Linked DNA regions of Homo sapiens: region 1 is linked to region 2. A link is an interaction called in ENCODE POLR2A ChIA-PET data of the cell type or tissue named here. Cell type or tissue: PC-3. All regions are shown on one strand. Each heading gives the region's core, and the rest is flanking DNA. Links, peaks and the distances in the headings are about the cores only.

Region 1 (12,548 bases), core at 4,494-9,493, 130 kb after region 2:
AAAAATAGCACCACCAAAAAATTCAGTGTATTGTAAAATTAAGATAGTGGTGTTCCTCATCTGACACTGTACAAGCAACAAAAACCTCTTCACTTCCAGTTATTTCCAATGGAAAGATCATTAAGTATTTCATCCCAAATCCAGGTATGGATACATGCAAGTTACAATATTATTAAAGCTTAAGAATAACAATGTTATCTTTGAATTTTGTAATGTTTATAACTAGTTTTTACCATGGATAATTTCATGAATTCTGAACACTAGAGCCTAGTCTAAAAATCATAGGATATTGTGAAAAAGACGCATATTCTATTTATCTATAATCATTAGAAAGTTAAAGGGCATTTTCTTTCATTAGCAGTGTTAACAGTAGTTTTTTCTTCCCCATCGGTAATGCTAAAAGTTGCTATTGTAAGTCTATCCACCACTAATTTAAGACAACTCTGCTGGGTTGCGTTATTTCATACTAGTTTATTTAGGAGTTCCATTTTCACTCCTCAATAGATTTTATGTATTTCTCATAAGCTTCTTCACTCATAAGTTCATCTAGTTCTGAAGGGTTACTCAGTGTCATCTTGATCTGCCAACCATCTTCATAACAAGATTTGTTTACAAGTCCTGGATTTTCTGCAAGAGCTTCATTAATTTCAGTTACTTCTCCTGATAAAGGAGAACAGAGTTCACTAGCAGCTTTCACACTTTCCAAAGCACCAAACTCATCTTGTTTGTTCAATTTTGTCCCAACTTCAGGCAGACTATAGTAAACAACATCTCCCAAAGCTTCCTGTGCCAAATTGCTGATTCCCACTGTTCCAATGCCATTTTCTGTTGTTACGCATTCATGTTTCTCTGTGAATTTACGCACCCAGAGCAGAGCGGGTCCAGTGCGCAGCGTACGGACGGCGTCCACACCCAGCTGCCAGGGCCTTGGCGGGCAGGGCGCGGCGGGTGACGGGACGGCGTGCAGGGTGCAGAGCAGGGCCCGCACGCTCCGCACCACTCACAGCGCCATGTTCGCTGCTGTTGTTGTTTTTTGAGACGGAGTCTTGCTCTGTCGCCCAGGCTGGAGTGCAGTGGCACGATCTCAGCTCACTGCAAGCTCCACCTCCTGGGTTTACGCCATTCTTCTGCCTCAGCCTCCCGAGTAGCTGGGACTACAGGTGCCCGCCACCATGCCTGGCTAATTTTTTGTATTTTTTAGTAGAGACGGGGTTTCACCGTGTTAGCCAGGATGGTCTTGATCTCCTGACCTCGTGATCCAGCCGCCTCGGCCTCCCAAAGTGCTGGGATTACAGGCGTGAGCTACCTCACCCGGCCCTGAGGTTTTGTTATCTACCTATAATCTGGACTGGATCTTAAATTCTTCTAGTTTCCTCCAATATCTGGTTATCACTCTCCAAACAATTTCCAATTTTTCTCCCACCTTATGACTGAGAATCACTAAAAATTAAAACTGCCCTTTTTCCAAAGCCCTGCAAGCTAAAGCTGGACAACTTCATATAGACTTTAGAGAAATCACAACAGCCATATATGAACAATTTTTGTACGTGTTGCTCTATGTGCTACTCAGAAAGTTCCCCAGAACACCTCATGCAAACTGCAAACCAGGAAAATCTATCAGCTTGTCACTACTTGTCCTCATTCTACCATCTCAAGATGCTTTGAGCTCGAATCTAGAAATTTTTTTGACTGGCTGTCTTCCGGACTCAAAAACTGAGTTTATGGATTGCTCTAATTGTTAATGTTTGTTTTTCTATTGTTTGTCTGGAAATGCCTCTTATTAAATGCCTGATTGATTACACTACATAGAGGCCTAACTTTGGTAGAAGCCTGACTGCAATACCCCCTAACAACTGGAATAAGATACAACTGTTAACTATTTAACTGGACTGAGTTATTCCTGGAACTGAGAGATGGTTCAATGGGTTATGCAATAATCTTCCAACTCAGTTTTTGGGCTGTGAGGCCTCTTGGGAAAGTTTCAGACAGGAGAATGATGGGGTTCAGGATACCGTACTCCAAAATATGGCAACTTGGCATTTGAAAAAACAGCAGAGGAGAACCACTCTCACCTTTCCCTCTCCCTTCTTCCCGGAAGCAGGCCATAAAACCTGGGAAGGTTGGCCGGGCGCAGTGGCTCATGCCTGTAATCCCAGCGCTTTGGGAGGCTGAAGCTGGTGGATCACCTGAGGTCGGGAGTTCAAGACCAGCTTGGCCAACATGGTGAAACCCCGTCTCTACTAAAAATACAAAAAAAAAAAAAGTAGCCGGGCATGGTGGTGGGCACCCGTAATCCCAGCTACTTGGGAGGCTGAGGCAGGAGAATCACTTGAACCCAGGAGGCAGAGGTTGCAGTGAGCCGAGATCACGCCACTGCACTCCAGCCTGGGCGACAGAGTGCAACTCCATCTCAAAAAAAAGAAAAGAAAAAAACCTGGGAAGGTTACTCTCTGACCTTCTCCCTCCTTTCTTTCCTGAAGTAGGTCATGAAATCCTCATTCCAGAGATACCCTCCCTATACTGAAGAAAAGGGACTTCCTTGTTCTTGAAGGCAGAAGAATCTGAACAGGACTTGCTAAGTCCCCTACCACCAGTTTATTACCATTAGATCACACCCCTTTTGTCCTATCATACTTCTGCATGAGTGACCACTTCTACTCTTCCTCAAACCTAAGCCTAAATAAATACACAAGTTTTCCTGTTTTGGGGGGGTCTTCATTTCCTTATGAAGGCTCCTGTGTCATGTAAACCTTATATTAAATACATTTGCATACTTTTCTCTTCTTAATCTGTTTTTTATTATTGGAATCTTGGCCATGAACCTAGAAGTGGATGAGAAAATAAATCTTTTCTCTCCAACACAACACTGACTTTTTTTTTCTTTGTTTCTCCAAGGAGTCAGTCATTTCACAACTATTTGAGGGCCTAGTTCAGTGCAGGAAAACAGAAACTACTCTAGGTATTTTGAACTGAGGAGAACTTAGTGTAGAGAATTAGTGTTTACACAATCATTGAAAGGAGTTGTGGAATGGACTTCCCAAAACTGCAACAGGAGAGCGAATATGTTTGCCATGATTAGTAAGATGGGGAATCAAAAGGCCACCACTGTAACTGTTGAGTTAAAGAACACATTGTCAGAGATCTGCCATCCAGGAACTAGAAAGCAGAGATCAGGAAGCTGAATGGCTGTTGCAGGAGAACCCCATGTCTCCAGGATCCTGCTTGCCAACAGAAAGCCCAAAATAGCAGAAAGAAGTCATCTTCCTCCTTTCTGTCTTACAGTCATACAAGTGTGCCTAATTGTAAGGGAGTCATAGAAATGTATTCTAGCTTCCCGGTCCCTGTAACACATTAGAAGAAAATAAGAATAGAGGATGCATGCCAAATGACCATATTCAATACAAACCTGCCCTTTAGGAGTCCACAGATTAGAGAGATAACACCACAATAAATGCAGGTTGAAAGGATGAGCCAGGAAGTATCTGTTTCAGACCGAGTTTAAGTGGCACGAGTCAGGGACCATTTTTTTTTTTTCTTTTTGAGGTGGAGTTTTGCTCTCGTTGCTCAGGCTGGAGTGCAATGGCGTGATTTCGGCTCACTGCAACCTCTGCCTCCCAGGTTCAAGTGATTCTCCTGCCTCTGCCTCCCGAGTAGCTGGGATTACAGGCACGCGCCACCACACCAGCCAATTTTGTATTTTTAGTAGAGACGGGGTTTCTCCATGTTGGTCAGCCTGGTCTCGAACTTCCAACCTCAGGTGATCTGCCAGCCTCGGCCTCCCAAAGTACTGGGATTACAGGCATGAGCCACCGTATCCACCCCATAGTAGTCTTAAAATGATTCCAGACTTAATTTGAAGCCATGGAGGTCAGACTCAGAATCATTAAAGGGACAAAGCTGAAGTCAGTGCCACAGGGAAGAGAGGGGAACAGAAGACACCATGACCTGATGTCAAAAGCTTGGAGCTCTCACTTCCTGCAAGTGGCTGTACACAAGGCCGCGAGTGCAGCCCCAAGTAAATAGGGCCCACCTTCAGTGGCAGCTTCTCTCTCACACTGGCTGGTTATGGTTTATGTGGCCCTTTGTGGCTTACTTGTCACCTGCCTCGAGACCATCATCATTCAGAAATGAGCCCGCAGGATCACCACTGGGAGAAGAGAAATACAGAGGGAAAAGATTCAAAGTGGTCCCATCTTCCAAGCAGGAGGGCCAGGGACTCAGGAGTATTTTGCTGTAGAAGGCCAAGGATCAGGTGCCTCCCAGCTGCCTGTATTTGCTTCCTTCTGCAATTCCAGATGTTTTGGCACCTCTCTTCTGTGACTCCAGGAATCAGGAGCCAGATCCTGGTGGTTCTAAGACAAGGGAATAGTGGCAGCTTCTAAGATTGCAAATAAATCCCAAGTCCATTAAAGGGCACTACTTTGTATCTGTTGAGTGAGTATGAGGTGGTCTGGTATCTCCTCGGGGCTTAAATAGAAGGCAGCCTATCCTGCTGGTTCAAAGCTTGGCCTCAGAGTCCTGTCCTGGCTCAGTTGCTTCCCAGTTGTGTGATGTTGGGCAAATTACTTATTCTCAAAATGGAAATAGTGGTACATTTTTCTCTCAAGATGGTTGTGAGGATTAATTAATTATGTGTAACTATATATAAAGTACTTAGCCCAGTGCCTGGCATATAGTAAGCTTTCTATAAATGGTAGCTGATAGTATTTTTGTTATTATTATCAATACCATATGTTCTCGGCAACAAACATCTCCCATCTTAATTACCAGAAAACATCTGGAATAGAAGGTTCCTCACACAAAGCTTGGTCTAGAACTATGAACTCTTAGTCACATTCTGGATAAGTGCAGAGCCAGACCAGGCCAGGATGCCCCTCAGGCCTGTTTCCTCCAGCTGAGAAGTTTCTGTCTGCTTCAATCCTAGTGCTGTCCCTGTGTAGTTCTACTGGGCATCTTGTTTTTTTTTTTTTGAGATGGAATCTCATTGTATTGCCCAGGCTGGAGTGCAGTGGCATGATGTTGGCTCACTGGAACCTCCACCTCCTGGGTTCAAGCGATTCTTGTGCCTCAGCCTCCCAAGTAGCTGGGACAACAGGTGCATGCCACCATGCCTGGCTAATTTTTGTATTTTTAGTAGAGGCGGTTTTGCCATGTTGACCAGGCTGGTCTCGAACTCCTGATCTCAAATGATCCACCTGCCTCAGCCTTCCAAAGTCCTGGGATTACAGGCTTGAGCCACTGCACCCGGCCTCTGCTGGGCATCTTAACATGCCCCAGGAGAGTTACATGGTGTCACCCTGGCAGGTGAGAAAGGAACATACTGGTGATAGTCAGAGGCCCAAGATCAGAAGGATTTGGAATTATCTGTTCTGACATTTTCTGTCTGTTTTCCTTCTTCTCTAATGTCCTTTCCCCAAAGCATTCAACTTCATTTTTTTTAAATTAATTAATTTTTTTTTTTTGAGATGGAGTTTCGCTCTTGTTGCCCAGGCTGGAGTGCAATGGTGTGATCTCGGCTCACCGCAACCTAGGCCTCCCAGGTTCAAGCGATTCTCCTGCCTCAGCCTCCCTAGTAGCTGGGATTACAGGCATGTGCCACCATGCCCGGCTAATTTTGTATTTTTAGTAGAGACAGGGTTTCTCCATGTTTGTCAGGCTGGTCTTGAACTCCTGACCTCAGGTGATCCACCCGCCTCAGCCTCCCAAAGTACTGGGATTACAGGCGTGAGCCACTACGCCCAGCCATTTAAGTTTTATTGAACATCAATTCTGTGCCAGGCATTGTGCTAGCACTTGGTGTATAGTGAAGAACAGAGAGAAAGGCAACTCCTAACCAACTGGAGTTCTCTTTCTAATGGGGCCACAAACCATATAAATGTGATCACATAAATAATCATTTAATTACAGGTTTAATCAGTGCAAGGAAGGAAAATGACAGAGAGTAATGAGCATGGATAATGGGGGAACTTACCATCCCTCAACAGTAAGGGGTCGGGGCTGAACAGGGGAGGTTGGGTCAGACCTGAAGAATGAGTAAGAGTCAGCTAGTCAAGGAGAAAGAAGTTTCTGGGTAGAGGTGGGCTTCTGCCAAAATGTTGGATGAAAACTTTATGGTGTGTTGCCTTGACTGGAGGTCTTAATTCTTAGCTGAGTACTCCCAAAATGATAAATATTTAATGGTGGAATCTTTGAGAGGCTTGTGACCAGCAGATAGGATCAGGAGGCTTTCTCATTAGCCTTCAAACCAAGCCATATGGCTAGGAGGCCTGGCTCTGGGTATGTAGTGTGTGTGTGTGAGCATGAGTGTGTAGGAGTGTGACTGCATGTTTGTGACTGTGAATGTCAATGCGGGTGTATATGGATAGATGCAGAGCTATAACAGATAATTTTGGCATCTGGGTCAAGCAACAGAAATATATCTTGAAAGTCAGGCATACATCAGTTCAGGAGGGAGTTGGAAGGGAGCAGAGAAGAAAGACTGCTCTCCCACATGCACACAGGAGCCTCCTACAAGTGGGTTCCCTGTTCATGCCTTAGACATTCCAGGTCAGCCATCTCTGCCAAGAGTCAGGGGCAAGCTAGCCAGCACTTCTAGAGAAGGACTGGTGCTGAAGATTGGGGGAGGAGAAGCCTTTAAAATGTGCACAATCTTTGAGAAAATAATTCTTTAAAATGTTGGCACGCTCCACATTTTTGTTCCTGGGCCCCTGGTGAGTGTGCCTTTAAGACTCTGAATGTATATGTGCATATATGTGTGTATGTGTGTGTTGACTGTGCTTATGTGTATATGAATAGGTGTTGGGGACTACCATGTAAATTGTGATAACTAAGAGCCCCTGCGAGTTTGGAGCCAGCAGATGTGTTCCTGCACTCCTCCCCTCCCACTTTATGTGCTCTGACACTCCCACTATGCTTATCTCTGTAGCTCTCATCAGAAGCAGAGGCTGGGATTATCTGCCTAGGGCTGAGTCCCTTCATATTAACAACAGACTGAAGATGTACTGACTGCAACGAGACAAATAGAAATAATATGGTCACATTCACCTCCATTTCATAAAGCAAGTGGAACCTGGGCTCACTGCGATGAATGAGCTTCAATAATTCATCCCAGCTGCTGGTGTGGTATTGACATAAAGCTAATTTAACACTGGGGGAGCCAGGGGAAGTAGGGAGCAGTTAGCCTTCGCTTACAGCATGGTCACTCTGCTAGCACTCTGGTGCTATGCTGGAAAGCAGAACCCCAGAGTAGAAGCAAACCCCAAACAGAACCCAAACAGAACCCCAAAGCAGAACCCCAGACCTGGGGAGGTCAGTTGCCCCCTTCCCTCCTTGTAGCCAGTTGACTTTCTGAAGTTGTTAGGATGGTATTTTCTTCTTGATGATACTCTTGATCTTTTGCATCAGGAATAGAGACTTCCCACCCCTGTCTTCAGATCTGAACTTCTCAACAAAGAGATGTTTCTCAGGTCAGTCAGACTCAGGTCAGTCTCTCCAGGGAATCAAATCAAGGTTGAGGGTTTTTGTTTGTTTTGAGACAAGGTCTCCCTGTGTCACCCAGGCTGGAGTGCAGTGGCATGATCTCGTCTGACTGCAGCCTCCACCTCCCTGGCTCAAGCGATCCTGCCACCTCAGCCTCCAAAGTAGCTGAGACTACAGGCCTGTGCCATCACACCCCGCTAATTGTTTCTGTTTTGTTTTGTTTTTCTAAAGAAGGAGTTTCGCCACATTGCCCAGGCTGTCTCAGACTCCTGAGCTCAACCAATCGCCTGCCTTGGCCTCCCAAAGTGCTGGGATTACAGGCATAAGCCACCATGCACAGCAATGTTGAGGTTTTTGCTAGAGAAAAAGGGAACCTGTGGTTCATATCTTAAATGATATTCAGCAACCCATTTGATTTTTTTCTTTCTCAAAAATAAAAGTCACTCATTCAACATCCAAAACATGTTTGAGTTCCTATCTTTCTTCATTTATTCAACAAATACTTAGGCCAGGCACGGTGGCTCATGCCTGTAATCCCAGCACTTTGGGAGGCGGAGGTGGGCGGATAACTTGAGGTCAGGAGTTCAAGACCAGCCTGCCCAACATGGTGAAACCCCATCTCCACTAAAAAATACAAAAATTAGCTAGGCATGGTGGTGGGTGCCTGTAATCTCAGCTGCTCGGGAGGCTGAAGCAAGGAGAATCGCTTGAACCCAGGAGGCAGAAGTTGCAGTAAGCCGAGATGGTGCCACTGCACTCCAGCCTGGGTGACAGAGCGAGACTCCATCTCACAAACAAAAAACAAAAAACAAAAAAAACCCCACATATTTAGTAAGCACTTCCTGGTACTAGGTGAACCAGACGGATTGGATCCTTGCCTTCATGAAGTTGACAGTACAGCAGGAAAGATAGGCAAATTGTTGCTAAGACTGTTTATTTATATTTATTCATTAATTTAGCCTTCAATGCAATGAGAGAGAATAACATTAAGGAATAGCTTTGGAATGGGAAGAACTCTCTGAACCCTGAAGGATGAGAAGTCTGGAAAAGAGAGTGGGAAGAGTAGACCAGAAGGAGGAAAAGCCACATATTTAAGGTTTTGCTTCTTGCTGCAAGCAGGTGAATAAAATTTACTGGGGCCTAGTGGGAGAAAAGGAATCAGGAAAGAAAGACCTAAGTTCAAATTTGCTTTTGCCACATTACAGTTGTGTAGCCTTGGGCAAGTTACTTCTTTCAATTCTGTTACCTCTTCTATAAGATAGAAATGATCATATTTTCCACTTTATAGGATTGTTGTGGAAAATTAAGTAAAATAATGTTCTAAAGTGCTTACCAGTGCTTGGCATATGGTAAGTGTCAATAAATTACTATTACCGCTATTATGATTATCCTTAAATGTTCCAAGTTCTTTATTACCCCCAGGCTTTGGCACAGTTTGTTTCCTTTGCCTGGATCACACACTGTTCCTTTTACTCACTCATGCACATCTTTCAAGTAACAGCTGAAAGGTATTTCCCTGGAAGGACTTTCCTGACCCCTAGATTAGTGGCTCTCAAACTGTAGTGCAAGTAAGAATCACGGCCAGGCGCAGTGGCTCATGCCGGTAATCCCATCACTTTGGGAGGCCAAGGTGGGTGGATCCCTAGAGCCCGGGAGTTCGAGACCAGCCTGGGCAACATGGCAAAACTCTGTCTCTACAGAAAAATACAAAAAACTAGCTGGATGTGGTAGCATGTGCATGTAGTCCCAACTACTCAGGAGGCTGAGGCAGGAGGATCACTTAAGCCTGGCAGGCGGGGGTTGCAGTGAGCTGAGATCACACCCTGCACTCCAGCCTGGGTGACAGAATAAGAGCCTGTCTCAAATAAATAAATAAATAATGAGTATAAGTGATGTGCACATGTGTGTGCACACGCACGTGCTTAGTACAAAGCAGATTCCAAGTTTTGTCAAAGTGCCATTGTAATGTAAGATGATAACATTAGGGGAAATGGAAACCAAATGAAAGATGTGCAGGAACCCTCTGTACTATCTTTGTAACTTTTCTGTAAATCTAAAATCATTCCAAAATAAAAAGTTCATTTAAAAAGGCAAATTCCTATGCGAAAATCAAAACCACAATGCAATATCACCACACACTATCCCCCCCTAAAAATGAGAAAGAAAGAAGCTGGGCACTGTGGCTCACACCTGTAATCCTAGCACTTTGGGAGGCCAAGGCAGGTGGATCACTTGAGGTCAGGAGTTCAAGACCAGCCTGGCCAACATGGTGAAACCCCGTCTCTACCAAAATACAAAAATTAGCCAGGCATGATGGCGGGTGCCTGTAATCCCAGCTACTCGGGAGGCTGAGACGGGAGAATCACTTGAACCCGGGAGACCGTGGTTGTAGTGAGCCGAGATTGCGCCACTGTACTCCAGCCTGGGTGGCTGAGTGAGACTCCATCTCAAAAAAAAAAAAAAGTGAGGATGTGAAAAACGGAAGCTTTTGTGGGAGGATAAAATGGTACAGCTGCTATGGAAAATAGTACGGTGGTTCCTCAAAAAGCTAAAAATTGAATTACCATATGATCCAGTAATTTTACCTCTGGATATAAATTCAAAATAATTGAAAGCAGGGCCTTGAGGAGATATTTGTATGCCCATGTTTATAACAGCATTATTCAACAATAGCCAAAGTGGAAGCAACTCCAATGTTCACTGATAGCTGAATACGTAAAGAAAATGTGGTATATCCTTACAATGGAATATTATTCAACCCTAAAAAGAAAGGAAATTCAAACACATGCTACAACATGGATGAAACTTGAGGACATTAGTGAAATAAGCCAGTCGCAAAAAGACAACTACTATATGATTCCACTTATATGAAGTACCTAGAGTAGTCCAACTCATAGAGACAGAAAGTAGAATGGTGGTTATCAGGTTCCAGGGGTAGGAGGAAAAGGGGGGTTGTTTAATGGGTATAGTTTCAGTTTTGCAAGATGAAAAAGTTCTGGGTATTGACTGCATAAAAATGTGAATGTACTTAACTGTACATTTAGAAATGGTTAAAGTGGTAAAATTTATGTTGTGTGTATTTTACTCACAATCAAAACTTATTTTTTTTAAAAAAAGCAGATTCCTTGGCTTTACCTTCAGAGCTTTTGACTCAATGCAGAAATGGAAAAGCCAATCCTTAAATTCAAATGGAATTGCAGCGGACCCCAAATAGCCAAAGCAATCTTGAAAAAGAAGAACAAAGCTGGAAGACTTACACTTCCTGATTTCAAAACGTATTACAAAGCTACAGTAATCAAAATAGTGTGATAGTAGCATAAAGGATAGAGAGATATATATCAACGAAATAGAATTGAGAGTCCAAAAATATACTAATACAGCTATGGGGTCAATTGATTTTTGACAAGGGTGCCAAGAGCATTCAATGGGCAAAAAATAGTGTCTTCAACAAATAGTGCTGGGACAACTGGATATCCACATACAAAAAAGGAAGAAGAAGGAGAAGGAGGAGAAGAAGAAGAGGAAGGAAGAGGAGGAGGAGGAAGAGAAAGAAGGAGGAAGAAGAAGGAAGAAGAAGGAGAAAGAAAGAAGAACAAAGAAGAAAGTTGGACCCCTTACCTCGTACCATATACAAATATTAACTCACTAAGGAGCTTCTGGATAGCTGAACACATGAAGATACTTGGAGGGAAGGTGGCATGCCTAGAGATGTATGAAAGCTCTATGCCCCTTCCCACATGGCTTGACCTATCCATCTCTCCATCTGGCTGTTCATCTTTAAAATACCCCTTATGATAAATGGGTAAATGCTACATGTTCACTTGGCATCCTAGGTCAGGCATTTGGTCTCCACCAGAGCCCAGGAACAAGCCCAGGAGCTGTATATTTTATTTTTTCAAAGTGTGAATGAGTTATTTGTGTAAAAAGACATAGCTGCAATACAAAACTCTAGGAGTCTACGTCATGATTCCTCTATCAGGGATTCCCAGATGGTTCACCAGCATTCCTATCTGCAATAGACATTTGGAGCACTGTTGAATCTGCTGGGTCATAAGGCCCAAGCAGGAAAGCAGCTTATATCATACCTGCAATAGCTTCAGAAACTTTTCTTGCTCTGGTCCTGTATTAGCTTTCTATTGCTATGTAACAAATTACCACAAACTTAGTGGCCTAAAACAAAAACAAAAAACAAACAAAAATTTTGAACTCATTATGTATCAAATACCTAAATGTAAGAGCAAAAAGTGTAAAACCTTTAGGAGAAAACATAAGGGTAAATATTCATGACTTTGGATTTGGCAATGGTTTCTTTTTTTTTTTTTTTTTTTTTTGAGAGCGGTCTTGCTTTCATCCCCCAGGCTTGAGTGCAATGGCTCAATCTCGGCTCACTGCAACATCCGCCTCCCGGGTTCAAACGATTCTCCTGCCTCTGCCTCCCAAGTAGCTGGGAGCAAAGTGCCGGCCATCACGCCCGGCTAATTTTTATATTTTTTAGTAGAGACAGGGTTCCACCATGTTGGCCAGGCTGGTCTCGAACTCCTGACCTTAGGTGATCTGCCCGCCTCAGCCTCCCAAAGTGCTGGGATTACAGGCATGAGACACCACGCTCGGCCTGGCAATGGTTTCTTAAACATGATATCAAAACCACATGCAACAAAAAGTAAGTATGGATACACTGGACTTCAGCAAAATTAAAAACTTTCATGCATCAGAGAACATCTTCAAGAAAGTGAAAAGACACTTTTCATTTCATTTGTCAATTTGCAAATCACATATCCAATAAACTTCTAGTATCCAGAATATATAAAGGACTCATAATTTGATAACAAAAAGACAATCCTTTTTTTCTGAGACAAGGTCTCACTCTGTCACCCAGGCTAGAGTACAGTGGAAAGATCACAGTTCATTGCAGCCTCAACCTTCCTGGGGCTCAAGTGATCCTCCCACCTGAGCCTCCTGAGTAGCTGGGACTACAGGTGCCACCATGCCAGGCTAATTTTTTGTATTTTTTCGTAGAGATGGGGTTTTGCCATGTTGCCCCAGCTGGTCTCAAACTCTTGGGCTCAAGT
Region 2 (12,548 bases), core at 3,497-8,496:
GTAAGAACTAGGGTTGAAGTCTGGGATGAGTGATGGATTGGTTAAGATTAGATTGGGGTTGGAAATGATATTAGGATTCTAATTGCTCTTAGAGTTTGAGTTGGAGCATTTTGGCTTGATTTTGGTATGAAGTGTGGGATTAGGGTTGAAACTGTAGTCGGATGAGGCTTGGATTTAGAGATGAGGAGTGGGTCAATAGGGTTGTGGTTGATTGTAGGTTTGCTGTTGGTATGAGGCTTGGTGTCAGAGTGAGATTACATTTGGCTCTGAGTTAGACTTGGAAGTGATTGGGAAATGATGAGAAGCAAGTTTTCTCTTCATCTACCAGGGTGTACATCTCCTGAGCAGGTGGAAAACCCAAAGGGAGAATACTGGGGCCTTCTCAAAAGTTAGCTGCCATCTACCTATCACCTGTCTCATCCATTTACCTCCACCTTCCAACCCTTACTCCCATCTCCCCTGACTTCCTTCTCTTGCTCTTGGGCAAAGCCAAGGCTCAAATGCTGTCTCCTTACTGATCGCAGCAGACATGACTGTCTGCGGCCCGTACCATACCCTTTTCCAGGCAGCTGCTTATTGCAGAGTCCTCCAGGCTGGAAAGTGGAGCTGAAAACAAGGCATTCTGGGTAGATCTCCATCAGCCGGGCCCTCATCCTAGGGGTGAGTGGGGACATGGAGTGCCCCCCCACAACTCTTTCCTGGCCCTCGCCAGGGCCCTGACCTCTCTCCTCCTTTCTGCAGAGGCCCCAGCCCCTGCATGCCTCCTCTCGCTTCTCAGGGTGACAACCTGACATCCTCCAGCACTCAGCACTGGGGTCAGGCTTTTAAAGCTGTCACTGGGGAGACTGTGGCCCCTCTCCCCCTCACTCCCCTGCCCCGTGTCCCTTCATGCAGAAACACGCATCAGGGCATGAAGCAGAGGACGTGGATGGCACTGTGATGCCTTTTAAATGCAGGCAATTAGTGGCTAAATAAAATATAGAACGAGCATCTCTGCCTGTTTCTGGCAGGGACTCACTAAAGACTGCCAGAGTTAGGGACCTTGGAAACTGATGGGGGAACAAAAGAGAGTGGGACTCCACCCAGTCCCCTGGTGTGGAGTCTCTTGCTGGGATAAAGTTGTAGAGAAGAAAGGCTTGCAGACTCAATAAACCTCTTAACCTCATTCAGGGATGTCTTAGTCTGTTTCAGCTGCTACAACAAAATATCATAAAATAGGGAGCTTGAAAACAATAAAAATTGATTTCTCACAGTTCTGGAGGCTGGAAAGTCCAAGATCAAAGTGCCAGCAGATTCGGTGTGTGGCAAGGGCCCACTTTTCCTAGACGGTGCCTTTTTGCTGTGTCTTCACATGGCAGAAGGAGTGAAGGAGCTCTCAAGGATCTATTTTATTAGGATACTAATTCCATTTACGAGGGTTCTGACTTCCTGACCTAATCCCCTTCCAAAGGCTCCACCTTGGAGGTTAGGATTTCAGTATATGAATTTGGAGGAGACGAACATTCAGTCCATTGCGGGGGAGCACAGGGGGTCTTGGGGGAGAGTCCTGCAGAATAGTAAGAAGCAGAGGATAGTGGCTTTAGAACATGACAGGCCTGGGTTTGTACTCCGGCTTTGCCACTTACCAGCTGTGTGACTTGGGCAGGTAGCTTACCCTTTCCAAGCCTCAGTTGCCTGGTCTGTAAAATGAGGTAATAGTTGTACCAATCTCTTAGCAATGTTGTTAGATTTAAATGAGGTACTAAATGCTCCATACCCCTCAAAAAAGGACCTTCCAGAAGGGAGTGAGGCTGGGGCATGAAATAGTTGGAGATATTGCTGAGAGGTCCTGGCATGGATGAGAACTCAGGCCACAGCAGCTGAGCAGACCTACTCCTGGGCCAGGGGCTCTTTCTGTGCTAAAGCCCCCTCTCAGGTGTTCCAGGAAGAAACAGGTGGTTAGAGTCTGACCATTAGAGCATGAAAGAGAAAGAACTTAGACCTAGTGATTCTGGTAGTAAGTTCCCTACTTGGTCCTCCTCCCTGGCACCCTCCTACTGGAATGCCATGCACAGATAACCACCTTGGATGACTTAATGTCCTGGAGCCTCAGTTTCCCCTGTATGCCTTTAACAAAAGCATGTATCTTGACTTCAGAGAGCCCTTAACAAACACACTAGCTGGTAACACCCTCACAGAACTCTTGCTTCTTGGTTAACCTGTTGGTCTCCCCATACTGCTCCCATGCTGAGTAGGGCCCTCTCTGGGGTGCTTCTCAGGGGATGTGGCAGGAGTCGTGAGGCAGCTCAGCAGACTGCGGGTTGGGGAATAGAAGAGGCCAGGAGCTGGGAGGCCAGTCACTTGGCTTTTGCTCCCACATGGTCCCCCATCCTGAGCTCCAGCTCAGCCCTTTTCTTTAAATAAAAGGAATGACGTCATCCTTGTGCTTAGCTGCTGAGCTAGAGGGAGGTGATCTGAGATACTGTGGAGGGGAAGCAAGAGGAGCTGGGGCTGGGGGTGGGGAAGCCATGGGACAGATGAAGGACAGATACCGAGTCCCCTCTGGGGATACCTTTGTGTGTGTGCATGTGTGTGTCTCCTGGGGTCCACCCATGTGTATGTGTTGGTGAATGGGCAAACTGCAGACTCACAAAATGTGAATGCTTAGATGAGACTTCACAGTACTGCTAGAAAAAAGGCTCATAGGTAACATGGTGGAGTCAGATCTAGACAAGGTTCTTCATGTTTCTGAGTCTCAGTTTTTGCATCTGAGGGGGTAACAATGATTTGGTCTTGCAAGCATTTTGTGAAAGGATTGGAAGAGAGAATGGCTGTAAGTACCTGTTACCTTGTAGGTTCTCAAATAAATGGTGCTATTAGGAATATGGACAGAAGCAATGCTGGGTAGCAAAAGAACACTGGCTAGCGTCAGGAGGCCTGCTCTGGGATCAGCCCAACCCTTCCTGGCCCAAGTCCTGGGCCCAGGCTCTGCCAGGTCAGGGAGTGCATGGTCCTCCCCAGTAATTTCAGTGCACCTGCCAGCAGCTCCCCTCTGAGTCCTGGGAGCTGCCTCTGCTCTCCTGCTCCAGGCACAGCCCTGGATCATCCTGCAGAAGCCCTGGGTTCTGTTTTTCCTGAGCTTCTCGGAGGCCTCTCTTCAGGGTCTGCTCAGGCTCCTGACGGCTCCTTCCCATCTGAGCTCTCGATCCTTCTCAGGGTCCCTTTTCTTCTCCCTCCCCCAGGCTCACAAATGCCTCCTCTTCCTTTTGCTCATCTCTGCTTCCTTTCTTCCGGGTTCCCTCCCTGTGAGTGTTTGCTTTTTCCCTCAGTTACTCTCCCTTTCTCTTTTCCTATTTCTGTCTCTCCTTGTCCATCTCTGATCTCTGTCTTAATTCAGCCTCCATCCCTGCCTCTCTCTCCTTCCCTGTTTCCCTGTCACGCCTTGCTCTGTCCTGTCCCTGTCTCTGATAGGAGCTCTCTCGCTGCCTCTGTCTACCAGCCCTGTGTATTTCTCCATCTCACACATGTTCTGCTCCCTAAAATGTGAGTCCCAAGCCTTGAACAAAGGCCCGAGGGGCCAGGGCCGGGCTAGCTCTCCGGCAGGGAAGGGCCCCTACCCCCACCCCCAGCCCTCTTCCTCACCCATGTGGGGTGCAGCCCTGGCTTTCTGTGCTTCCTGAGCACGGGTATGTGTGGGCCGAGGGCAGAAGGCCCAGCTTGCCTGTCATCTGGAGAGACGTGTGTGCAAAATGTTAGTTCTATGGCTCTGATTCAGCTCCGGGGCGGCTCACGGAGGGGGGGTGATGGGGACCTGGAAAAGGGAACTAGCTGGGCTGAAGTTGGAGTCCTGGGACTTTGGCAGAGGACTTGGGGATGCCTGGAGAGGACCCTGGGTGGGATAATGGAGGGGTTAGGTGGAGGTCGTAGCACCTTGGGATGCAATCAGATGGGATGAAAGTGAAGGAGGTTCAGTGAAAAGGGCCTAGAAGGGAGAAGGGGCATTTGGTGTGATGAAGGGGACACTGGCTGGAGTGATGGGACATTGCATGAGGTTTGTTCAAGGGATGGTGAATGTGGATGAAGTGGATGGGTCAGAAGGAGGTATTAAAGGAGATGAAGAAACCTGGATGTGGTGAAAGGCCACTGGGTGGGCTCCTTGGAGCTCCATCTACCTGCTCCTAGCCTGTCTCCCCGGCTGCACCTAATGGCAGGCCTCTGCTCCCAGTACTCACTTTGCTGCTTCTAGCCCTCACCTCTCAGTCCTGAGGCTTCCCCATCTCTCCTTTCCCTGTGCAGTTTTGAGTTGCCAGAGGTCCTCCCTATTTAGGACATTCCCCTTAGAGATCCTCTTATCACTGTGGTCTGGCCCTGCAGGTGGTTCTGTGTTTCAGGGTTGACCCTGTAGAACTGTCTGTCTGGTCCAGAAAGAAGAGCCCAAGTTCCCCCTTGCCCTGGTCTGGTTGATCAGCAGTTCTCACCTGAGGTTCAGAACAGCTCCTGAACCTGGGTCTGTGAGCAGGGTGTTCTGCTGGTGAGCATCAGAACAGGGATGGAGCCTTCAACAGTCATTAAGGCTGGCTGATGACTTCACAGGGAGTCCCAATAAGTGCCAGGGGCCAGTGTGTGTCCAGGCCACAGATGGCACATAGTCACCCAGAGGCCAAACTCACCTGCTGCTTCCCCTCCCCCGGACCCTGCAGCCTATGTCTGCATCCACCGGGTCCTGAAGAGAACCACTATGACCCTTTGGTTTTGGGGGAGAGGAGAGCAATTTCAAATAAACGATAACAATAATAATATAGGTAAAAGCTTTCGCTCATTGATTGCTCACTCTGCTAGGCTATGAGAAAGCTGGACATTTTAAACTCAAAATCTCCCTGACCATCTGAGGTGGACACTGTTTTTATACCCACATCACAGAGAAGAAAAAGGCTCATAAGTCCCCTTCATCACACCCAATGCCCCCTTCTCTCCTTCACAGAGAAGAAAACTGAGGCTCAACAAGGTCAAGTCACGTGCCTGGATTCATAACAGGGCCCATTTTCCTCCACAGCTTGCACTTTTAGCCCCTGCAGGCCCTAGGCAGCCCCTACAGTCAGTCTCCTCTGGTGGGACCCTGGGAGGTGTGAGTGGGGCAGGGATGGGTCCCGAACATTCCAGGAAGACGCTCATTCCAAGCTACAGCTTTGGGAGGGCTGGGTGCCTGTCGCTCCTCCCCCAAGGCATGGGACAACCTCCAGGGCACAAGAAGCACGACCAGTCCCACAGGGCCTGAAGATCCCCCCTGCCTCCATCAACACCCTCAAGAAGCTGCTAATTGTTTGCACTTGTAGCCAATGGAGGGCAGGTGACCTAAATGTAGGCCACTTTTCTGGGCTGTAGGTAGAAACCCGGGGTGAGAGTGAGGGGCTGTCCAGGGTCCATTCCTGCTTTATCAGCCTTGCCCTACAAGCTGCGGGACCCCTGCCAGCCTGTGGAAGTGCACCAAGACCCTCTCCACGTGCCTCCGTGTGGGTGCGCTGGGCTGCTGTGTTCCTGAGGCACCGGTGGGTGCGTGACGATGGCAGCTCCCACCCAGCAGAGCCGCGAACAGAAGGGGAGAGCTGCCGGCAGCTTTAAATAGCTCCTCACTGTATCTCACTTGCTGAAGTCCCATCCCCCCCTCCAATACTGGCTGTCCCAGGGAGGGGCTGTGAGCCCCAGAAATGAGGCCAAGACAGAGGGGCTCAGCCCCCAACTCAGAAACACCTACCAAGCAACACCTGCTCAGCGCTATGCCTGAGACACAGCCCACTTTTTTCCTCGGGGGCAGGAGGATCCAGGAAATCTCTTAGGGATTGTGGGTTGTCAAGAGACAGGTTTCCCTGGGCCTGCATCTTGGCTGGAAAGATGTAGCAGGCAGGTTTGTATTCAAGCCTTCCCCTAAAGGGGACACACTGGTCACCCTGCTAGCCCAGGTACGGCCCTAGCCCTTCTGACACTGAGAAGCAGCTCACTACCTGCTGCCCCCAAGAGCAGTCAGTGGCAGCCCCCTTGGTCATCAGCTCACCTCCTCACCCTGGCCCGCATCTCTATGCACAGTTCTTCCACGATCTGACCCTCCACATTCATTTCTCATCACTCTCCCCAAGCTACTTACCTCACTTGAGGTCCTTCTTGCTGTTTCTCAAACATGTCCAGCTCATTCCCACCTCAGAACCTTTGCACTTGCCGTGCCCTCTGCCTGGAATGCTCTTCTGTGGCTTCTCCCATGGTTGGAGCAAGAGCCACACTGTGATTTGTGTGGGTCCTAGGCACTTGCCTTTGTGGGTCCCTTCCTTCATGAAAATATATACAAATTATATTTTAGTACTGCATTGGTATAAGCATGGTTATGTTAAAGAAACTATTTTGGCTGGGCGCGGTGGCTCATGCCTGTAATCCTAGCACTTTGGGAGGCTGAGGCTGGCAGATTACCTGAGCTCAGGAGTTCAAGACCAGCCTGGGCAACATGGCAAAACCCCGTCTCTACTAAAAATACAAAAAATTAGCTGGGTGTGGAGGTGTGTGCCTGTAATCTTAGCTACTCGGGAAGCCAAGGCACGAGAATTGCTGGAATCTGGGAGATGGAGGTTACAGTGAGCCGAGATCACGCCATTGCACTCCAGCATGGGTGACAGAACGAGACTCTCAAAAAAAAAAAAAAAAAAGAAAGAAACTATTTTAACCTATAGTTTCTTTAACCTAAAAGTTCATTGTTTTCTTCTGATTTTAAAAGAAATTAAAATATTTTGAGGGCCCCTAAAAGTATTGTGGGCACTGTGCTACTGTCCTTAATGGAGAAGTGGGCCCTGGTTGGATCCTTCTCATAATTTAGGCCTCAGTTTAAATGTCACCTACTCCAGGGTTCCCTAACCCCCAGGCCACAGACCGGTACCACCTGAACTCTGCCTCCTGTCAGAGAATGCTTTAGATTCTCATAGGAGCGTGAACCCTATTGTGAACTGCGCATGCAAGGGGTCTAGGTTGCGTACTCCTTATGATAATCTAATGCCTAATGATCTGAGGTGGAACAGTTTCATCCTGAAACCATCACCACCACTGCGACCCCCACCCGGGGTCCATGGAAAAATTGCCTTCCATGAAACTGGTCCCTGGTGCCAAAAAGGTTGGAGACCACTGACCTACTCCAAAAGGCCTTCCTTGAAGCCTGCATTTAAAATATCTTCTGGCCGAGCATCGTGGCTCGTGCCTATAATCCCAGCACTTTGGAGGCCAAGGCAGGAAGATCACTTGAGCCCAGGAGCTCGAGATCAGCCTAGGCAACATAGTGAGACCCCATCCCTACAAAATATTCTTTAAAAAATAGCTGGACATGGTGGCTTGCTCCTGTAGTCCCAGCTACAGACTGAGGTGGGAGGATCACTTGAGCCCATGAGTTTGAGGCTGTAGTGAGCTACGATTCCCACCTCTGCACTCCAGCCCTAGTCTGGGCAACAGAGTGAGACCCTGTCTCAAAGATAAAATATATCCCATATCCACTTGCTGGCCCATTACCCCAATTTAGTTCCTTCACAGAATTTACACCATCTGACAATAACTTATTTATCTGTTTATTTGTTCCATGTCTCCTGTAACTAGAATGTAAGCTCTATGAGGGCAGGGACTTTGTCTTTCCACTGCTGAATAACCTGTGCCACCAGCAACAAGGTCTATAAAATTGGTGAAAGAATAGCCTGAATTACTTGACCAGAATATAGAGTCCCTCCTCTCAGCCACTCTAACATCTGTGCTCTTCCTTATTGGGCCCCCTCACACTTTACTAGGGTGGAAGGAAGAAAGGAATTCATGCACAGGCCTCAGACACAATCCACTTGTCCTCTCAGAACCTCAGTTTCTTCATCTGGAAAATGGGAATAGTGCTGACCCATTCTGAGAATGCAACAAGACAGCATACGTAAAGCAAAAGACCAGCCCACTGAGAGGGTGCAGTAAATTCAAGTTTCTTTTCCCCCTTCTCACTGTCCACCTCGGAGATTGTTCTTGGCTAAGGCAAAGAAACCTCAAGGCCTTGAGTCCCAAATACCTTGAAACACAGTAGGTGCTCAATAAACATTTGCTGGTTGCTGGTTGACCACGTCCGTCCTTCCCCTTCCAGCAAAATCTTAAACAATAGCCCAGTGGAAATTCACAACATCGTCTCCTCTTGCTCTCTTTCTACAAATATTTACAGAGCCCCTACTATATAACAGGCACCATGCTGGGCTCTGTGGAATCAATAATAAGTAGAAAGAATATATGGTTTCTGTCCTTCCTAGAGCTGGGTCCCTTAGTCTGGTCTAGACAGACATTAATCAAATAACCACTTCCATGGAACTATAATTGTGCTAAACACACCACAGAAGAGGCTCACCTGGCTGTGAGAACACATGATGGGAGAATTTGACCAGAACAGAAAGGTTGGGGACAGCGTCCCTGAAGAAACAATGACTGATCTGAGGTCTCTAAACGAGTTGGAGTTCATTAGGCAAGGAGCCTAACTGGACAGTAGGAGCATTCCAGGCAGTGGGAACAGTATGTGCAAATGCCCTGTGGCCAAAGCTATGCTAGACAATGAGATGGACTGGAGGGAGACATAGGTGGCCATGTGATGTAAGATGGGCTATGACGGTGGGCAGTGGCTGCACTGGGTAAGACACTATATCATTTTCTCTTTGTCTGCAGGTTCCTCAAAGGATTTTAAGTCATATGATTAGGTTTGTATTTTGAAAAAATTACTCTGGCTGCCTACAAAATAAAGATTTACAATTTATTTATAGATTTATAATTTATAAGAAAAAGATTCCACAGTCCTACTAGAAGAGGAATGGCAAATATATGCCATACTTGTCACAATTCCCTATTCTCATGCCCAGAGCAGACAGCACTAATCAATTACAGCAGAGGTTCTCAAAGTGTGGGCCTCAGACCAGCAGCATCAGCATCACCTGAGAATTTCTTAGGAATGCAAATCATCAGACTTCACACCAGACCCCTTGAATGGGAAACTCTAGGGGTAAAAGCCAGCAATCTGTGGCTTAACAAGTCCTCCAGGTGATTCTGATGCACATTGGAGTTTGAGAAGCACTGGACTATTGTATAACACTTTCCTATGAAGCCCCGTGCAGCATCAAAAACCTCAACACAGCACTCTAGGCCATCACTACTAATAGAGGCTACTTACACAGAGTGCTGGGCTGGGGCTCCTCAGAGAGGGCTGCACAGACCTAGGTCTGGAATTTGAGAAGCTAAGACCCTGACAAAGACCTAAATTTGGGCCAACAGCCAAGTGTGCCAGGAAAGAGAGCTCTGGACCGAGTCTGGAGATCAGGCCTCAAGCCCCTGCTCAGCCCCCTGCTCAGTGGCAGCACAACCTTAGGAGCCTCTTCTCCCTTCCAGGTCTCAGTTTCCCCATCTGTGCATTGAAGAAAATTTCTCTGTGCAGCGGCCCATTCTCCTGCAGCCTCCAAGCCAGGGTGAAGCAGATGCACGTGCAGTCCCCGGGGAAAACCCCTATAAATCTGCCTTCCCACAGGGGAGTGGAGCAGGGAGCACAGCAGTAACAGAGATGTTGCCCAGAGCTTGCAAGAGGCACACATGACTCAGCCCTGCAAGGAGGCATCCATCACCCTGGGCAGCCAGCGAGGCGGCAGGAGAACCACGGGAGGGACCGTGTGGGAGTGAGGGAGTGAGGGAAGGAGGAGGCGGGGCTCTTAGCCCCGTTTGCTCTACCACTTTCCCAGACCCGGGACCCATTAACAGACAAGAGGACTCTAAGCGCAGAGACAGGGGAAACCTGAGATAAAGAGTTGGGATGAGGGGCAAGGAGTCCAATTCTATGAAACCATTCAGGATGCAAAAAATGTGGCCCTGAACTACTTACAAATCTCAGGATTTGTAAGTAGTTCCTCAGATTACTTGTGAAGTTCAAGCCCATGCCCCTTCCCTCAGGTTAGCCTAGGGTGGGAGAGGCCCCCGTGACCCCTCCTCCCTAAGCAGGGAGCCCCCACTCCCTAGTGACTTCCCTCCAGCCAGCTTCCCTACAGACTCCCCTGGGATCGCACAAATCCTGAGACTACTCACAAGAATGCCTCCTCCACATCCACACTCATCTGGCTTCTTCTCAGCTCACATGTCACAGCCCAAATGTCACTTTACCAGAAAGGCCTTCCCTGATGAGCCATCTATCCCCCACCTGCCCGTGACCTTTTCATTGTCCTCATAGCTCAGATCACTCTTTGGAATCCCCCACTGATTTGCTTCCGGGCCTATGGTCATCTCCAGCATCCTCCTGGGATGGAAGCTCCCTGAGGGCAGGGGCCTCCCTGTCGTATTCTATCACCTGCCCGTAGAACAGCATTTGGCACAGAGTGGGTGCTCCACAGAGCTCCCACTTACCATGTGCCAAGAACTATTTGAGTTGATTTGCATACATTATTTTATCATGTCCCAACAATCTTGGAAATAGAAGGTATGATTATTTATCATTTTTCAGATGGAAACACTGAAGACAGAAAGATAAGTGATTTGCTAAAGGTCACACAACCAGGAAGTGGTAGAGTCCCTGTTTGGGCCTAAATCTGTCTGACCTCAAAGCTCAGAACATTTGGAATGTAGGAGCAAAGGGGCTATTAGAAATCTTGCAGAGGGCCGAGGGGGTAGTGTTGACCCAAACCTCCCAAGTTACTGCTAAGGAAGCATCAGCCCAGAACCAGGAGGTCCCTTCTAAAGCTGTTGTTACTTAATTTAGGATTTCTAAAGGGAAGTCCTGCTTTAACCAGCTGCTGTCCAACTTCTGGAATTTGTTACCCCCAAGGGGTCTTCACAAGCTGAAAATAGAATGGAGTTCAGAAAGGGTTGCACAAAATTAATGGATGACAGGACCCCAGTGGTAATTAAAGGAAGCAAGAGATGCTGGGGGTTTGGGCCTAGACGTTTGAGGTCAGCATCATGCTGGGGACTGCCACGGTCTCCCCCCAAATGGGTCCCAGGTGCCCCAGCAGAGTGAGCCAAGCCGCAGGCTGGGAAGCAGGGGGGAGGTGAATGATGTCAACGTCCCCACCCACTCTCTGGCAGGATTTGGCCGCCTGGCTGCTTCCTCCTCACATCCCCAGGCCCAGCTGGGCTGTCAGGGGTTGCTGACTCACTCACCTGGCCAAGATGGCCAATTTGCACATGTTCTCAATATTTTCTTTGCTAATTTTTAAAAATAAAATGCTATTTTTGCAAAGTCTTCATTACTTCCTAATTATTCATACTCCTTCCACTTTTTTGTCTTGTTAAATACAAAACTCAATAATCAGCTCACTTTTCTAAGATTACTTGTGAAGTTCAAGCCCATGCCCCTTCCCTCAGGTTAGCCTAGGGTGGGAGAGGCCCCCATCACCCCTCCTCCCGAAGCATGGAGCCCCCACTCCCTAGTGACTTCCCTCCCGCCAGCTTCCCTACAGACTCCCCTGAGATTGCACTGCTTTATTCGACTGTCCTGGCATCCCCACCTCTCCTTATCTTCCCCTCTCCATCCAGAGCTTCTCCCTCTGTGCTCTCTTCACCCACCCCTCCCTTCTCCCTCCCTTCCTTCCTTCTATCAGTCTATCCACCCTCCTGTGGCCTCCCCCTCTACCTAACCAAATTATTCATCCTCCTCCTCCACCGGCCCCCTCCTTCCCCAGACTCCTTTCCTCCCCTATCCTTTACCCTCCCCTCCCCTCCCCTCCCCAACGCAGCACCTTCACACCTGGGAGCTACCCTCAGAGCCTGAAGGGTCTCTCTCACCCTACCCACCTCCTCCTGAAATATCATCCGCAGGCCTCAGTGATGCTGCACTGCTGGCTGCTCCAGCAGGTGGGTGCTGCGGTTCTCTCCGCTGATAATTCATTCCCCCTAGCCCTGCATAATCCTCCTTAAATCAGTTAATCCCTGAAAACTCACTTCTTCAGGCCCAAGAGCAGCAAGGAGGAGCGGGACGGGTCCCTAGGACTATAAATCCCTAGAGTACTGGGGCCAGGATGCAGTCCCTCTTTCAGCCACGCTGGAGTGTCAGGGATGAGACTAGCAGCTCCCCGCAGATCCTGCTGACAGGCCAACTTTATGGAAGCCTTGGCAGGGACAGCAGCCCCCTCTTATCCCAGGTAGTGGAGTCTTGTGGCCACCAAGGGGTAGGTGGATATGATGGGGGAGTTGCTGCTGGACCTGAGCCCCTTCTTCCAAATAACAGGCACCCCTGGGCTCTCTGGCAGGGGCCTGATTTCTGCCTGGGCTTTTGCTGCTGCAGTTTCCAATGCTCAGACACCCGCATGTGTGTCCACGTGGCCATGTTCACATGGCACATGCATCCACCTCACACATCTCTACACACTGTATACATCAGAACAGGGCTTCTCAAATTTGGGTGCACCAGAATCACCTAGAAATCCTATTTGAGTGCTAAGCCCCACTTCTTGGGTTTCTGATTCAGTAGGTTTGGGGAGGGGCCTGAAAATGTGCATTTCAAGCACATCAAGTGCTGCTGATGCTGCTGGCCCGAGTACTACACTCTGAGAACCACTGCT

Evidence for each region. ChIA-PET counts read pairs that join two places held together with the same protein. Peaks named below come from ENCODE experiments on the same cell type or tissue, not always from the same donor. Only the 100,000 strongest peaks of a DNase experiment are listed, where the experiment ranks them.
Region 1: POLR2A ChIA-PET joins it to region 2 with 16 read pairs; 5 of 35 experiments call an interaction of 5 or more read pairs at or near these places.

Annotation. Positions count from the first base shown.
Region 1 is chr5:141,895,678-141,908,225 of GRCh38, forward strand. It overlaps the pseudogene LOC729080. Among named protein-coding and RNA genes, the nearest start is that of DELE1, 22 kb to the right of the region's middle. In PC-3, for the core only: no CTCF peak of the experiment used is centred there; no DNase peak of the experiment used is centred there.
Region 2 is chr5:141,768,792-141,781,339 of GRCh38, forward strand. It overlaps LOC124901094 (a long non-coding RNA gene), which reads right to left and starts at 6,430. Exons shown (of 2, transcript XR_007058975.1): 1 at 6,119-6,430; 2 at 1-1,546. In PC-3, for the core only: no CTCF peak of the experiment used is centred there; no DNase peak of the experiment used is centred there.